2 separate regions of the Homo sapiens genome follow, and region 1 is linked to region 2. The links are chromatin contacts, found by Hi-C or POLR2A ChIA-PET in ENCODE. All regions are on one chromosome and are shown on one strand. Each heading gives the region's core, a stretch centred on a gene start or an enhancer-like site at or near the end of the contact. The rest is flanking DNA. Distances are from core to core; before and after follow the strand shown. Region 1 has its middle 17 kb from the start of C1QTNF4. Region 2 overlaps SPI1 (Spi-1 proto-oncogene).

Evidence for each region. A loop is a pair of places that touch in the nucleus more often than their neighbours do. ChIA-PET counts read pairs that join two places held with the same protein, here RNA polymerase II (POLR2A). Pooled maps may share reads with other maps.
Region 1: a loop to region 2 is called in a map of HepG2, with 11 times the contacts of the local background. The contact joins two enhancer-like sites. A Hi-C loop is called at or near these places in 1 of 168 maps with a recorded cell type or tissue (HepG2) and 2 of 50 pooled maps. POLR2A ChIA-PET finds 5 or more read pairs at or near these places in 2 of 52 experiments (A549 and T-cell).

What each region holds. Positions count from the first base shown.
Region 1 is chr11:47,610,371-47,613,070 of GRCh38, forward strand. It overlaps a transcript of MTCH2 not described here. Among named protein-coding and RNA genes, the nearest start is that of C1QTNF4, 17 kb to the left of the region's middle. RefSeq lists an enhancer at 1,515-1,564. Within about 2 kb of position 1,306, at least 3 of the 41 ENCODE cell types and tissues checked have a DNase peak (open chromatin) inside an H3K27ac peak, as active enhancers do.
Region 2 is chr11:47,358,538-47,361,485 of GRCh38, forward strand. It overlaps SPI1 (Spi-1 proto-oncogene), which reads right to left. Exons shown (of 5, transcript NM_003120.3): 3 at 1,316-1,503; 4 at 307-469. Among named protein-coding and RNA genes, the nearest start is that of MYBPC3, 7.3 kb to the left of the region's middle. Within about 2 kb of position 1,268, at least 2 of the 41 ENCODE cell types and tissues checked have a DNase peak (open chromatin) inside an H3K27ac peak, as active enhancers do.

The DNA of each region.
Region 1 (2,700 bases), core at 56-2,555, 250 kb after region 2:
ACATACCAAATATTTACTCTATGCCAGACATGGTACTAAATCTAATACTCTAGGGTGGGCATGGTGGCTCATCCCTGTAATCCTAGCACTTTGGGAGGCCGAGGAGGGTGGATCACCTGAGGTCAGGAGTTTGAGACCAGCCTGGGTAACATGGCAAAACCCCGTCTCTACTAAAAATACAAAAGTTAGCCGGGTGTGATGGCACGTGCCTGTAATCCCAGCTACTCAGGAGGCTGAGGCATGAGAATCACTTGAACCCAGGAGGCAGAGGTTGCAGTGAGCCGAGATCGAGCCACTTCACTCCAGCCTGGGCGAAAGGGCAAAACTCCGTCTCAAAAAGAAAAGAAAACTGTAATGAGTATTACTTTGCATTCTAGACATGAGGAGCCTGAGGCTTAAAATGACCAACTTTCCCAAGGTCTCACAGCTAGTGACAGCTAGAAATTGCTGCCATCCCATCATCCTGCCACCCAAGATCCCCACTATCCTGACAAAGCCACAATCGGAGCCGCTTCTTCATGAAGTCTCTGATCTCCCCAAATGGATGTAAGCTTTCTCTCTGTGCATCCCATGGTGCTTGGTTCCGGCTTCTCATGCCGTATCCTGCTTTGTAGAACCATCATCAGAGAGTGTTAAAAGAGCTTCAACGAATACCTTCTTTCAGGGCACCAGGCCTCACTGTTGTACATATGGTTTCACTTAATCCTCCAATACTCCTAGAGTTTTATGTTCTTGTCATTCTGCCTCCCTGTCAGTGGACAGTAAGCGCCAAAGAGGACAGGGAGATTATAGGCCTTTGCATCCTCTGCTGCCCCTCGCACAGAACTCTGCCCAAGCTACTCACTTAATGACTGACAGTTGCATTTATAAACTCTAAATGTGAGCCCCTCAGGGGGAGGAAAGGCATGAGATTCCAGCAAAAAGTGAGCAGTCTGAGGTGAGGCATGGTTCTGTTGTTTCCATCTTCACCCTCTGTCTTTTTTCCAGCCAAAGGACACTCTCACCAGTCTGATGCCAGAAGGGCAGGGCCCCGGCTAGATGGCCAGCCAGAGTAGGTGCAGTGCTGGCTTGTCCTTATCCAACCTCTGGCTCTTCATGCTACTCTGTGTGGAAATAAAAGCAATACCTAATAGATTTTCCATGGAAATGTGGCACTGCCAGGGAATAGTCCATTCTCTTGGCTGCCTTGGCGAGGCAGAGGCTGGTGTTACAAACTTTTCTTTCGTCCACGTGTCATCTTGGAGACTTGGAGAGAGGACAAGATTTGTTTCCTTATTTGCTGCCTCTCAGGAAGCTGCTGAGTCCTGAATAACATCTGCAGGTCACACTGGTTTCTCTTCCTCTTCTTCCACTCTCTCAAGTACCAACCTCTAACCGTATTGTGGTATGGTACTGATCGGAATCTACTTAAAAACATTCTTTTTCAGAGTTGCAATAAGATGATTCCAGAGCAATTACAGTTTTCATGCAAAATCTGCTTAGTTCCAGACAAGAGATTTGGTGCCCAGAGTACAGAGGACTCTACTTAGACCAAGGCAAGATGGGCTCTTTGCAATTCCATCTTATAATCATGGGACACTGGCGACCAGAACACTTAACTCATGCACTGGAAGGGGTCTCCCTAGGACCTCTCTCTAGACAGCAAATGTATGAGGAAGCTGTCATATGGGGAAGATTGGATAGAAGGAAAACTTTCACTCACTTTAGAAAATTAATCCTCATTCTTAGCCAAGATAGTCTCCTGAAAAGAAGCTATTTTTTGGCCAGGCATAGTGGCTTACACCAGTAATCCCAGCACTCTGGGAGGCCTAGGTAGGCAGATGGCTTGAGTCCGGGAGTTCAAGACCAGCCTGGGCAACAATATAGCAAACCCTGTCTCTACTAAAAATACAAAAAAAAATTAGCCAGATGTGTGGGCCGGGCGCGGTGGCTCACGCCTGTAATCCCAGCACTTTGGGAGGCTGAGATGGGCGGATCATGAGGTCAGGAGATCAAGACCATCCTGGCTAACACAGTGAAACCCCGTCTCTACTAAAAATACAAAAAAATTAGCCGGGCGTGGTGGCGGGCACCTGTAGTCCCAGCTACTTGGGGGCTGACGCAGAATGGTGTGAACCTGGGAGGCAGAGGTTGCGGTGAGCCGAGATCGTGCCACTGCACTCCAGCCTGGGCAACAGGGCAAGACTCCATCTCAAAAAAAAAATTAGCCAGATGTGGTGGCGCACACTTGTAATCCCAGCTACTTGGGAGGCTGAGGTGGGAGAATCATCTGAGCTTGGGAAGTGGAGGCTGCAGTGAGCTGAGACTGCACCACTACACTTCAGTCCAGCCTGGGCAACCAGAGTGAGACCCTATCTCAAAAAAAAAAAAAAAAAGAAGTGCTAATTTTTGGTTGGTGGTAAAAGAATCTCTCACTGGCAACTTCCCCTCCAGGGCAAAAATCAGAGTGCAAGATTCTGACTCCTTTCAAGTTTAAAGGGAAAAATAAGATGAGAGATGAATAGAAGGGGGAAAAATATAAAATGAGATGTCACATGTGACTTTTTCCTTTAAGTCAAGATCTTGCTCTGTCACCCAGGCTGGAGTGCAGTGGCACAATGATAGCTCACCGCAGCCTCAAACTCCTGGGCTCAGGTTTCTCTGGCCCCAGCCTCCCAAGTAGCTGGGACTACAGATGTGTTCCACCATGCCTGGCTAATT
Region 2 (2,948 bases), core at 18-2,517:
CCGTACCTGTGCACACGCACCCTCTGCACACTTGCTCACACACACCCAGATGTACACACACTCATGGCACAGAGAGACACACACACCTGGCACACTTCATGGAGATGCCCGTATGCACTACACAGCAGATACACACACACAGAGACAGCCACAGACAGCCCCACAAAACACACACACTGGCAAACATGCACACACACACACACGCGACTCGGTGGCGTGGCTGCTGGGTCAGTTGGCCTGGCTGGGTGGGGGCAGGGCACAGACACGGCCAGGGTCGGGGCCAGGGTGGAGGGCCAGGTGCCCCACCTGTCTCCCCAGGCAGGAGCCCAGGCCCGGGCTCCAGGCCATCCGCCTCGCCGTCAGACACCTCCAGTGGGGGGCTCTGCCGCTCGCCCTCCTCCTCATCTGAGCTGGGCTGGGCTGGGGACAGGGATGGGTACTGGAGGCACATCCGGGGCAGGTAGGAGACCTGGACGGTGGGGGAAGGAGATCAGAGTCAGGAAGGGCCAGCTTACAGCTCAGGGGGGCTGGGAGGGAGGTCAGCTGGGGAGAGAAGGAGTGCAGAGGGCAGGGGACAATGGCAGGCACAGGAGACTGGAGGAAGAAGACCAGGGAAAAGGGGGGCCAGTTGAGGTGCTGCACATAGGGTGCAGGCTGTGGGGCGAGGGGTGCTGACATCCAGCCCACCCAGCCCTCCCAGCTGGGCCTCCTGGTTTAGGACTGTGGGCACCGGGGAAGTGGTGCCTTGTTCTCCTCCCTGCAGCGGTGCTGTGTGGACCCGCATTAGGCTGGGGTCAGAAGAGGGCATGCTAGGGACCGGTGCGTTGGGTCTGGAAGGGGGTTTCATAGGTGGGATGATGAGTGAGTGGAGGGACCCTGGAGGTCAGTAGGGGTGGTAGAGGTCAGCAGAGGTCACTGATCCGGGTTAGGGTCAGTAGGGAGGGTCACTGGGGAGAGGCAGGGTCAGTAGAGGTGTTCAGTGACTTGGTGTGGGATCCATGAGGGCTAGTGAATGGGGGTGGCAGACAGTGAGGCCCAGGAGGGCCCACAACAAGGCGTTGGGATGGGGAGGCTTGGTGAGGGTGCGAGAATTATCTGGGGTCTGTCCATACTCGGGGTGAGATGAGATAAGGGGTGTGGGGTCATGAGGTCACTTGGGGGGTCAGGCGGCAGCCGTTGGAGCTCCAGCCGCCGTTGGCACTGTGGGGCAGGAAGCTGAGTTGGGTAAGAGCCTGTGTCAGCTTCCTGTGAAGCTCCCGGGCCCCACCACAGGCCTGGCAGTCTCCTGGGGGACGGGGCAGGCGGTGGCATGCACCTGGTGGCCAAGACTGGGATGGGGTGGCACCATGGGGGTATCGAGGACGTGCATCTGCTCCAGCTCCATGTGGCGGTAGAGCTGCTGCAGCTGCGGGGGCTGCACGCTCTGGAGCTCCGTGAAGTTGTTCTCGGCGAAGCTCTCGAACTCGCTGTGCACGTGGTGGGGGTGGAAGTCCCAGTAATGGTCTGTGGGGGACAGCCAGGCAGTATGGGGTGAGCTCAGGGTTGGGCAGGGCAGGAAAAGGTTATAGTAACATTAAATAATACTGCCAGGCCATATGGGGCCTAACCATCTCGTTTAACCCTCGCCACCTGCATGGTTACTCTAGGCCTGCATTTTATAGATGAGGACACTGAGGCTTCGAGCGGCTACATAGCATGCCCAAGGTCAAAAGCATCCGGGTCACAGCCAGGACTCAGGGCTGAAGCAAAGCTCGTGTTCTCAGCAATTCCATCCTGATTCCTGTGCAGTCACACAGACCGAGCGTCTAATCCTGGCTCTGCCATTTACTTGCTGTGTGACCTCAGGCACATATGTGGCCTCTCTAACCTCAGTTGAGTTGCCTGTAAAATGGGGATCACAGTTATTGGGAAGATACGAATGAGTACACATTTGTAAAACACCTCGCACCAGAGCCGGCCCTCAGGGAAAGTTGATTCCCCTCCTATCCTGTTAAAACCTCCCAGCCAGGGCCGCGCGCGGTGGCTCACGCCTGTAAACCCAGCATTTTGGGAGGCGGAGGCGGGCGGATCATGAGGTCAGGAGATTGAGACCATCCTGGCCAACGTGGTGAAATCCCATCTCTACTAAAATACAAAATATTAGCTGGGCGTGGTGGTAGGTGCCGTAATCCCAGCTACTCAGGAGGCTGAGGCAGGAGAATCGCTTGAACCCGAGAGGTGGAGGTAGCAGTGAGCCGAGATTGCGCCACTGCACTCCAGCCTGGCGACAGAGTGAGACTCTGCCTCAAAAAAAAAAAAACTCGGCCGGGCGCAGTGGCTCACGCCTGTAATCCCAGCACTTTGGGAGGCCGAGGTGGGTGGATAACGAGGTCAGGAGATCAAGACCATCCTGGCTAACACAGTGAAACCCCGTCTCTAGTAAAATACAAAAAAATTAGCTGGGCGTGGTGGCGGGTGCCTGTAGTCCCAGCTACTCAGGAGGCTGAGGCAGGAGAATGGTGTGAACCCAGGAGGCGGAGGCTGCAGTGAGCCGAGATTGCGCCACTGCACTCCAGCCTGGGCGACGGAGCGAGACTCCGTCTCAAAAAGAAAAAAAAAGAAAAAAGAAAAGAAAAAAACCTCCCACGGGTTCCTGAGCTCCCTGGCTGCCCACAGTCTCTCTCTCTGTCTCACACACACACACTCACACAGCCTTGTCACATGGCCAAGGTGTGACAGCAGAGTCACAGGGCTGACATTCCTCACACACTAGAACTTGTCCAGGCACACGGTGGCCCTTCCTCTTCAAAGCCATGACCTTAAGCAGTGGCACCTGTGTTCCCGTGAGGTTCCTGGGACCTGAGACTTTCCTGGAAAACCCCCTGTGGGTTCCTTGAGTCTGTGGTGGAGGAGACTGAAGTCCGGGGAATAACCCCATGCCACCAAAAGCCCTGTCTTGGAACTGGGGA